Regions from separate parts of the Mus musculus genome. Here region 1 is linked to region 2. Evidence: chromatin contacts called from ENCODE Hi-C or POLR2A ChIA-PET data. All regions are on one chromosome and are shown on one strand. The core of a region is the stretch at or near the end of the contact, and the rest is flanking DNA. Distances in the headings are between cores, read along the strand shown.

What was found. Hi-C counts contacts between places; a loop is a spot of excess contacts on that map. ChIA-PET counts read pairs that join two places held with the same protein, here RNA polymerase II (POLR2A).
Region 1: a map of gastrocnemius shows a loop between it and region 2 (7-fold over the local background). The contact joins the promoter of Mfsd8 here to the promoter of Plk4 in region 2. A Hi-C loop is called at or near these places in 3 of 37 maps with a recorded cell type or tissue (gastrocnemius, heart and v-Abl transformed pro-B cells). POLR2A ChIA-PET finds 5 or more read pairs at or near these places in 3 of 5 experiments (Patski and embryonic stem cell).

Annotation. Positions count from the first base shown.
Region 1 is chr3:40,844,381-40,848,918 of GRCm38, forward strand. Mfsd8 (major facilitator superfamily domain containing 8) reads right to left here and starts at 2,474. Exons shown (of 12, transcript NM_028140.5): 1 at 2,261-2,474. The coding sequence starts at 2,325. It also overlaps the pseudogene Gm2011.
Region 2 is chr3:40,797,073-40,801,613 of GRCm38, forward strand. Plk4 (polo like kinase 4) reads left to right here and starts at 2,879. Exons shown (of 16, transcript NM_011495.2): 1 at 2,879-3,211; 2 at 3,928-4,023. The coding sequence starts at 3,182.

The DNA of each region.
Region 1 (4,538 bases), core at 1,224-3,723, 47 kb after region 2:
AAGCAGGAAGACCCTAAGTTCAAGGCCAGCCTCTACCAGACTGAGCTGTGAGCCAGCCTGGGCTCCAAAGTGAGAACTTACCTGAAAGGAAGGAAGAAAGGAAGGGAGTGAGGGAAGAGAGGAGGGAGGTAATGCAGACATGTTAGGACAGAGGGTGCAGTAATATTTCTTTTATTGACAAACACTGAAATAAGAATTTGAAGTGTCTGTAGCATTTCAAAAAAACCTAAGGTAAGGCTAGCAATCTATAATCTTTAGGTCAAATCCAGACACCACCGGTCTTTAGCTTGATAGATAAAACTGGTTTACAGGTGAATAGTTGTTACCAGATGACAAAAGACTAACTTCAAAGACCAAGTTTCTCGCCAATAGACCAACCTACTGACTAAACAATGCACTCATTTAGTATGATCTGCAGATTTTCTCTTCTAAGTATCTATGCTATCCATGACTTTGCCTTTGGGCCTGAACCAACAAATCTAAACTATACACCAATAGGACTATTACAGAAAAAGTGGTCGGCCTCTGTTCTCTTAAATAGAATTCATAAAGGAAGTCAGTTGAGAGCACTAGACACTCAAGAAAAGAAGAAGGATCTAATCCAATTACATCAATAAATCCTGATTAGTCAATCTTGTTTGATAAGGGTTGCTGGCTTACTATACTGAACTTTGTACAGTAAAGTACAAGTGAGCAAACCCTGCAGTTAGTCATAGCTAGGGAATCAACTTATGATTTTAAAAACAGCATACATATTTCCTTTTAATTTTTAAAATGCTAAACACAGAACATAGAGTTCAATCTAATGAACTCTTCATGGACAGGAACATCTGTCCATCTTCACCTATAGATGAAGCCTAACACAATCACTTATTTAAAAGGGAGAGAAAAGTAAGAGAAAATGTGTTTAAGCTTATTTCAATCAAAATCATATTTCTGTGGTTAGCTGTACATATATAACTCAAGGATCCCACACTCTTTCTGGAAAACACAGGCCAGACATGAAATACAACAAAAGAAAAGCAAGCAGCACAAAGAAGGCTAGGAAATGGAAATGCCACAGCCCTATGCACGTGACTAACAGGGAGCTCTAGCCTGGCAGAGCCTGTACATCAGAAGCACAAAATTACAGTAAGTAAAAATAACTTCAGGGTCCCGGCAAATAACAAGCCTGGAAGAAAAAAAGTTGTTGGCAGGAGTTGCAGGTAACATAAATGAGGGTTGCTGACAGATTTCAAAAGGGAGAAGAGGGATGGCCTCTTCTAGGCGTGGAATACGCAGGGCAACTATAGAGCTGTAAGAACTCCAAAAGGATTGCGGCACAGCAAAAAGCAGGGCAGAAGCCAACAGCTTCGAAGGTCTCAACAGGCCTGGGGGATGCAGCTCTTTTAAAACAAATGTCAACACTGCTACTTATTTTAATCACCTCAAGATAAAAATCAAGAAACATAAAATTGTAATCCATCCTCTGGCCTCTGTACAAAGCATGATGCATGTGCCACCCGTTCCCCCTCAAAAAATGAACCTAATAAAACACACACTGCGCTTCAAATAAAAGACTCGATGAAATAATACTTATTGCTTCGTAAAAGTAAGAATACATATTGCTACAGTAAGACAAGCCCAACTTTTCTAAATTAGTGCTCATAAATTAGGATCAAAATGAGAATTACAAGGATGAAAATACTAATGAAACGCTTAAAGGTGTCTTTATTTTGGACATGTGATACTGAGCAAATGTGAGTCATTTTAAGTGGGTTTATTTGCAAAATATGAAGACGTTATTAGGCAGGTTAGGAAAAGTCTAACTCAAGTTTAGCTCTTGAGTGTCGGTTAAAACCACCATTTGGGGCTTTTGTGACAGTGGACAGCTACACAGGGTCAACAGAATGCAGTGTCTGCTGTAAAGGAGGCAGCTTAGGTTTCTTCATACAAAACAAAGGAAAAATAGTGAAGAAAAAGAAGCTCTCAAGCAAGAAGGAATTACCATAACAGGATTCAGGCAGATGCTTAAGACACACAGCACAAGGGCTACAATGTGAAACTGCTGTGACCTTTGTGAAGCATCCCCCTGCCCAGCTTTCTAGGTACACAAGTTCTCCAAGCACCAAGATTCTCCTCTATTCCCAAGTACACGCCATTATCCCGGAGCCTGTCCTAAGCGGCTCCGAAGGCGTTGCTGGGCATGCGCATGTGCAGCCGGGTTTCGGGTCCGGACAGTGGACTCACTGTTCCCAGCTAGTCCCACCCGCCTGCTCACCTGCTTCCGGGTGATCCCGGGCCCAAGAGGGGCTCCCGCTCGGCCTCACTTCCCAGGTTCGCCATAATTCCAGCTCTCGCTAGGCGGCGCGCTGCCCACTCTCGCGACACCTGCTCCTTCTCCAGGCCCGGAGCTGTCAAAACACTCCTACGAGTGCGCTTGCGCGCCGTGAGGCCGGAAGCGGACCGGCAGCCGAAGGGAAATGTGAAGTGTGTGGGCCCTGCAGGAGGCGGTGGTGGCAAACAGAGAGAAGGCCGGAAGAGGTGGAGCAAGGCCAGAGCCGGCCTCTGGGGGCGTGTCCCGCGGACGCCACGCCCCGCCCCGAGGACGTCCTCCCTGTCAGGCTGGCTGGCAGCTCGCCTGCTGTTTTGTACCTGAGCAGATTCAGCTCTCTGCTGTCCGAGCTGAGGCGAAAGTCCGGTGCCTTAAGCGTGGAGAGCGGTGGTGGCCAGAGGCTTGGCGAGTTCCCCTTCAGGTGTGCCTCGGCGAGCGGCCTGTAAGTAACAGCCTCTGTCATCTGCTTACGTGCAAGGCGGCATGAAGGCAGCAGTGTCCTGTCCGACAGAGGGCGTTGGGGACCCCTGTGACCCAACCCTGCTGGCCATCAGCGCCTCACCTGAAAGGGACTGAGGATGAGGCTGATGGTAGGCAGCCGCTGTTATACCCCTGACTCCGCTCCTGAGAGACTTGGAAGTCGCGGCTGATGGCAGCCAGACACTGATGCCCCCGCCGGCTCCTCACTTGAGGGGACTGAAGGTCGGGTCTGAGGAGGCTACAACCTCGCTGGTTCCGGGCCCCAGAACCTCAACTTTGCAAAAAACCAGCCCCTAGGCAAAGCCTGCTTAGCTCCAACCCGCTGCTTTCAGCACCAGGAACATAAACACTCAACAGACTCAGATACTGTTGACTTCCTAGTCTCTGTCCCTGCCATTGGACTTGTCAGCTAATTGCTGCTAGAAGTCATCGTGTGTCTCCTAAAGTAATGTTTTCTTAACTATAGATAAGATTGTCATGTGATTTCATTGGATCACATCTCTCCTAGGACACGGGTAAAGCAGATACTTATCTATCTGATCAAGACCGGAGGTCGAGATAAGTTACCCGGAATCTCTCAGAGTTGGGGCCCAGTCTCAATTCTTGAACTCCTTGAACGCTTAGCGTTTGTCCTGCCTCAGGAGCTCTCTGTTGTGTGGTATTCCCATCTCCTCTCCTTTGATCTTTCATTTGTGATCATCTCATGTGCAGCCAATCAGGCATACCCTACTAGAGAACTGTTAAACTTGAAATGTCTTCTGTTAATTATCTTTGAATCCAATCCTGATTATTAGATACTTCATTGTATTCAGTCCTGCACATTTATCTATAGTAACAGAAACAAGGAGATTCTCGTTATTGGTTCCAAGACTACAGATGGGTAGAAAATAAAGTCCTTTTTTTTAACCTCAATATTCTTCCTGTGTTATGGTTGTCATTTCTAATCCCTGGACAGTTGCACAATTTGTGACTCATATGTAATAGAGGAAGAAAAATTTAACTAGCATTCCATCAAGTACAATTTGGTATATGTTGAAAGAAATTTTATTCTTATTCGGGTCCTCATTTCATCCCTACAATGGTTTTCTAAAGAGGAGAGAGATTGACTCAAGTAGACAAAGAAGTGAAAGGCAGAGAGAATAGGAAGATGGCAGAGGGCTACAGAGCTAACCAACAGTAGCTTGAATTCAAGAAACAGGACTCCTCTAACAACAAAACCTGTGCTGTTTACCACCAGGTTTCCTGTAAACAGAATATCAAGAATATTTTCTCATATTTCCTAATAGCAAAGCAAGTATTTAGTGTTTATTTAAATGAAATAATTTGTTGCTCTGTATTAGGCCAAGTATAGTTTTCTACTTTCCAGTTGAGGTGGCTCACTCAAGGTCACACAGCTAAGTGGGGAAACTCAGGTCTTTCCATTACTGTCTCCAAGTGATGAATTCAGACAACAAAAACACATTCAGTGAGGACACAGACAACTCCTAAAGTCTAAATAAACTCAGAAACATATCAAAGGTAGCAATCAAAGCAACATGGGGGAGGACAAACAGTGGTTTTTGTTTGTATTGTTTTGTTTTATATTTTTTAAATAGTCCACCAAGAAAAAAGAGTCAAAGTTGAAGAGACTAAACCTCTCTGAATGTATTACTCAAAAATTGGGGACTTAGGTATTTGTCCCCCCACTCTACCCCCTTTTCTCTTTTGGTGATGCTAGGAATTCCACTAAACCTTTCAAGTGTTT
Region 2 (4,541 bases), core at 1,629-4,128:
GCAGAGACAGATCTCTTCACCTGCTTTACAGAACAAGTTCCATGACAGCCAGAGCTACACAGAGAAACCCAGTCTCAAAGTCTCAATGAAATGCACATATTCTAAAAGTCTTAGATGGTTAAGCTACAGTCAGCTGTTCATGAGTTGAAAATTTGAAAGGGTTTCTTAAAAAAAAAAAAAAGCTCTCTAGTTAGGTAATATGAGGAAGGAGAATGTTTTAGAGGTAAGAAAGGACTGTTATAAGCATGTCTTTACTAACTTATCTACAAAATTTCCCCCTTTGGATAAAGACATAGATTCAAGATGGTTCACACAGCCCGGAAGTCTCACAGGCAGCATGATGTCAGCAGAGTGAGCACACTTTCCGCAGTGATGCTTTGGCCACCTGTTTAATCTCACTGTCAACAGGATAAAACTGATTTCCTTAGTGATCAGAGATGACAAGAATATAAAATTAATAGAAGATAACATAAACTAAATTGTAATCCATTGCTAAAAGAAGAAAACATTGAAATCACATTAAAAAGTCTAGTAGCCAGGTGAGTACTAGTGAAACAGAGGGAGGGTGTCCATTGCAAGTAAGTACAAAGTCAGGTCTACAGAGACCTTGTCTTAGTAAGTAAATAAAAACCTAAACACTGATAGCTACTTTAATGACATCATATTTGCCAGTTTGAAGAGTATTTGTGGCTTATAGAAGATCCAAAAAAAAAAAAGATGTAGTAGAGAAAAAGTTATGCTAAGAACATACAAAAAGGTAAGTGAAAGGCTAAGAAAAAATGATTCTACAGGTTAAAAAAATGTTTCTGTAAATATGAGTAGTATAAATTAAAACTTTAGAGCATAAAGAGGGTATTCTTTGATTATAGAGAATTCATTAGAAATATATATGAGCTCTGACACAGGTCTGAGAACATAGACTGCAGCTGACAATGAAGTGATAACACAAGGCAAATATATAAAGCAACAAAAAGTAACGAGGGCATGGATTTATATCAACAGACTATTAATGGGCTCTGATAAACTTTAAATACATGTGAAATATTTACAAAAACTCTGAGGCCACAAAATAAAGCCCAGGAATACCAAAGACATCTGCAAGACTTTTAAGCAACAGTCTAAATCATCTATGAAACTAGATCGGGTAGCACACATCTAAAATCTAGCTCTGGAATTCAAGGCCAGCCTGAGGTGCATAGCATGACCCTGAGTCATAATAATCTTATTTGCCTATTAAGACACTGCAAGGGAAATTCTAATATGCCAGTGTGCTTGAAATTAGAATTCTAGAATGTTAAATCATGTTGAAAATTGAGAGTGCTTCTATGAATGTAAACATTCCTTAAACTACAAATGAATCCATTAAATTGCAGGTTTTTGTTTTTGATGTGCAATCATTCCTGTGTGTACGTAAATTACGTGTTCATTATAAAGTATCTTCACACAAGCTCCATCCGGCAGGCACGGTGCTTTGTTTTCAAACAGCTTTGAGAAAGTTCTGTACATGAGATCAGCTTTTTTGTTTGTAGATTTTATTTTTATAACGTGAGTTTATGTGAGTATAGGTTTGTGTACATGAGTGCTATGTCGATAGGAGCCAGAAGGTGGCATCAGAGCCCCTGGACGTGGATAACAGGAGGCTAGCTGACAGCATTGAGTACTGATAGGCAAATATGGCTCTCTCCCACAGCAGCTAGGTCTCACTCACTATGTCGGTATCTCCTACCCCTGAGATGTGCACAGTGTCTGAAAAGCATGAAACTTGTGAAGTGATGCCTTGCTTGCAGGATAACGTGTTCATTTAAATATGTGTGGAGGTTGGCCTTAATTGTCTCAAGGATACTGCAGCCAAAGACAAAAAGGTCCTAAATGAGGACCTCACTCAGCATAGAACCTTTTAAAAGTGCCCGCTAGCCTATTCCTCTTATTCCTAACTATAAATTGCCCTTGGAGACACAGGCCCCCACTAAGACGACTCATCTTTGTTGATAGACCCCCTGACCACCCAGGTGCCATCATCTCTGATTTGCTGTCTTTCCAAATGAATCTTTCCTTGCCTCACTTCTTGTCCTGGAATCACTGGCATTTGGGGATAGCAATCTAGACCTGGATTGGAACACTATTAGGAGTTGAGATAAAACACAGACACAGAGAGAACACACTATTGAGGATCTTCAGAAAACAAGTCACTACTTTGGATCTTTTTGCATCTGATTAAAAAATCTCAAAACAATTAGGCTAAAAAGCAAACCCCTGTCGGATTATTTACTAGCAACTAATGTAAAGATCCATACCACTACTCTTTCTTCAAAACATTTTTAGAGGAAAATGACTTAGCCTAGGTCACTCACATATGGCTCAAAATAAATTTGTAAGATTGGTAGCCCAGGTTAGCCTGGAACTCCTTAGAGTCCAAGAATGGACTGACTCAACCCCAGTGCGTCGCTGTGTCCAACCTTTAATATCTGTCCGGGCAGCGGGTTGCTGGGAAAGAAGAAACTAGAACCCAAGGACATGTCCACGCTTGGAAAGCATTTTACCACTTAGGTACATCCCCAGGCTTTTTTTACTTTAGAGTCGGTGTTTTCCCTATACAGTTCATCTTAAAGCACCACACATTAATAGCTGTAAAAAAGGAAAATGGCACAACGGTGTACATGGTGGGCTGGCGGGTTCGGGGCTGTTCTAAGGAAAGTAATGGACTTTTCCCCCTAGTTCTCTTTAGGCCAAACCTACACACTTATTTAAAAGACTTTCTGCGGGAAGCCAAAGCCCTATTATCCTTCAGGTCAAAACGTAACCTATTATTAGCGTCCGCGCTACGGTCAGTCGTACACTGACCGCTTTCCGTCAAACTTAAAACCCACTTCCGGCCTAGAGCGAGGGAAAGCCCCTGCTGCGCATGCGTGTCGGTCTCCGCCTCTAAGAAGTGGAGAGTGTGCTGACGTCACCGCCAGGCTGGCTCGTTCGGAGACCGGCGGGAATTTTTCAAAATGGGAGCTCCGGGGCGCCGCCCAGGCCTCGGGAGGTACCGGGGGTACCTTTCGGTGGCGTTGGCGGCGTCGCCAGCGGCGGCGTAGAGAAGGCGTCCTGATGGGCGCCAAGACCTGCTGGCTTCTCGGAGCGCTGCCTCGGAGGGACTGCGAGAAGGCCGAGCCCCGGGCGCCGGCGGCTCGGGAACATGGCGGCGTGCATCGGGGAGAGGATCGAGGTGAGGCCGGCGGGCGCGGAGCTGAGGGAAGGTCCGATGGAGGCGGACTCTGGTATTCCGGGACCCAGTGAGCTGAGGTGAACCGAGCGCAGTGCTGAGGGGAGGTCCATTGTGGCTCGGCACAAACACACGGGAGACCAGACGGGTTAGCGGGCTGAGGCTGAGGCCCAGTCTGGCTCAGGCGCTCACTGGTGCTCAGTGACACTAGTAAAGCGGGGATGAGGCGGGCAGGCGCGGTGGCGGTGGCGGGGCTGATCGCCGAGGGACAGGCGAAGCGACCCGCCCCCTGGAGCCCCGCCCGGAGGGGAGCGCCTTGTACCCCGCAGGTGTGTCTCCAGCTGCGGGCCCCGCCCGGTCCTGGTCCCTTGGCGTCGGGTCCGCACTCCCGCCTCCAAAGCCGCGCTCCGCTTGCCCCCTCCCCGGGGATGGCGGTTACCGTGGCGGGAGCTGCGGCGGGAACCTGGTGGGCCAGAGGAGGGACCCGAGCTAACCAGCTCATTAGAGTCCTTAGCCTCCATCAGGGAGGGAGCTCAGAAAATCTCTCAGAGCGTCAAGATGCCTTCCACCCCAGACACCTGCATCATCGAGGTGTGGCAGCTGCTTGAACCATGTCTCCTTTTCTCTTTGGCCCATTTCACATCCCATCCCCTACCCAACTTTCTTACTTTCTAGATCTGCGATTCCTCACGTGTAATCCTTAATTTTTTTTTTAAAAGGACTTTAAGGTTGGAAATCTACTCGGTAAAGGATCATTTGCTGGTGTCTACAGAGCTGAGTCCATACACACTGGTTTGGAAGTTGCAATCAAAATGGTAAGAATGTATTAGTTATTGTTTCTTCAGTATTTTTGCAAGGTACTAGAGAGCAATGAAGGCATGCTATTTAAAATGTCCCACTCATTATCTGCTAAAGACTGCACCTTGCCACCCTGCCAAATGTGTGCATTTGTAATAATTGCATAATACATTGCATAACCAAAAGACAGCTGTTAAGTACAGCATCTGAATTTAAGGACATTTAAGAGACTCTTAACCTTGCTTAAGTGAAGTTTTATACTTTACTAGGGTTCAGGAGACCAGTACATTTTGTTGCTATGAATACTTAAGGTAATGAGAAGTCAGCAATTTATAATAATAATATGCTCATTTGTGGCTGTAACGGTCCAAGAATACCATTATGGTCAGCCTGTGATCCCAGTTCTGAAGAGTTGGGAAAAAGAAAATCCTAACTCCAGGGCCAATCTCTGCTATCACATAAATGCACTGGACATACTGGGAATGTACTCTGTTAGGTCGAGGGCAGAGCACAGATAGGAGTAAACTGACTTCAA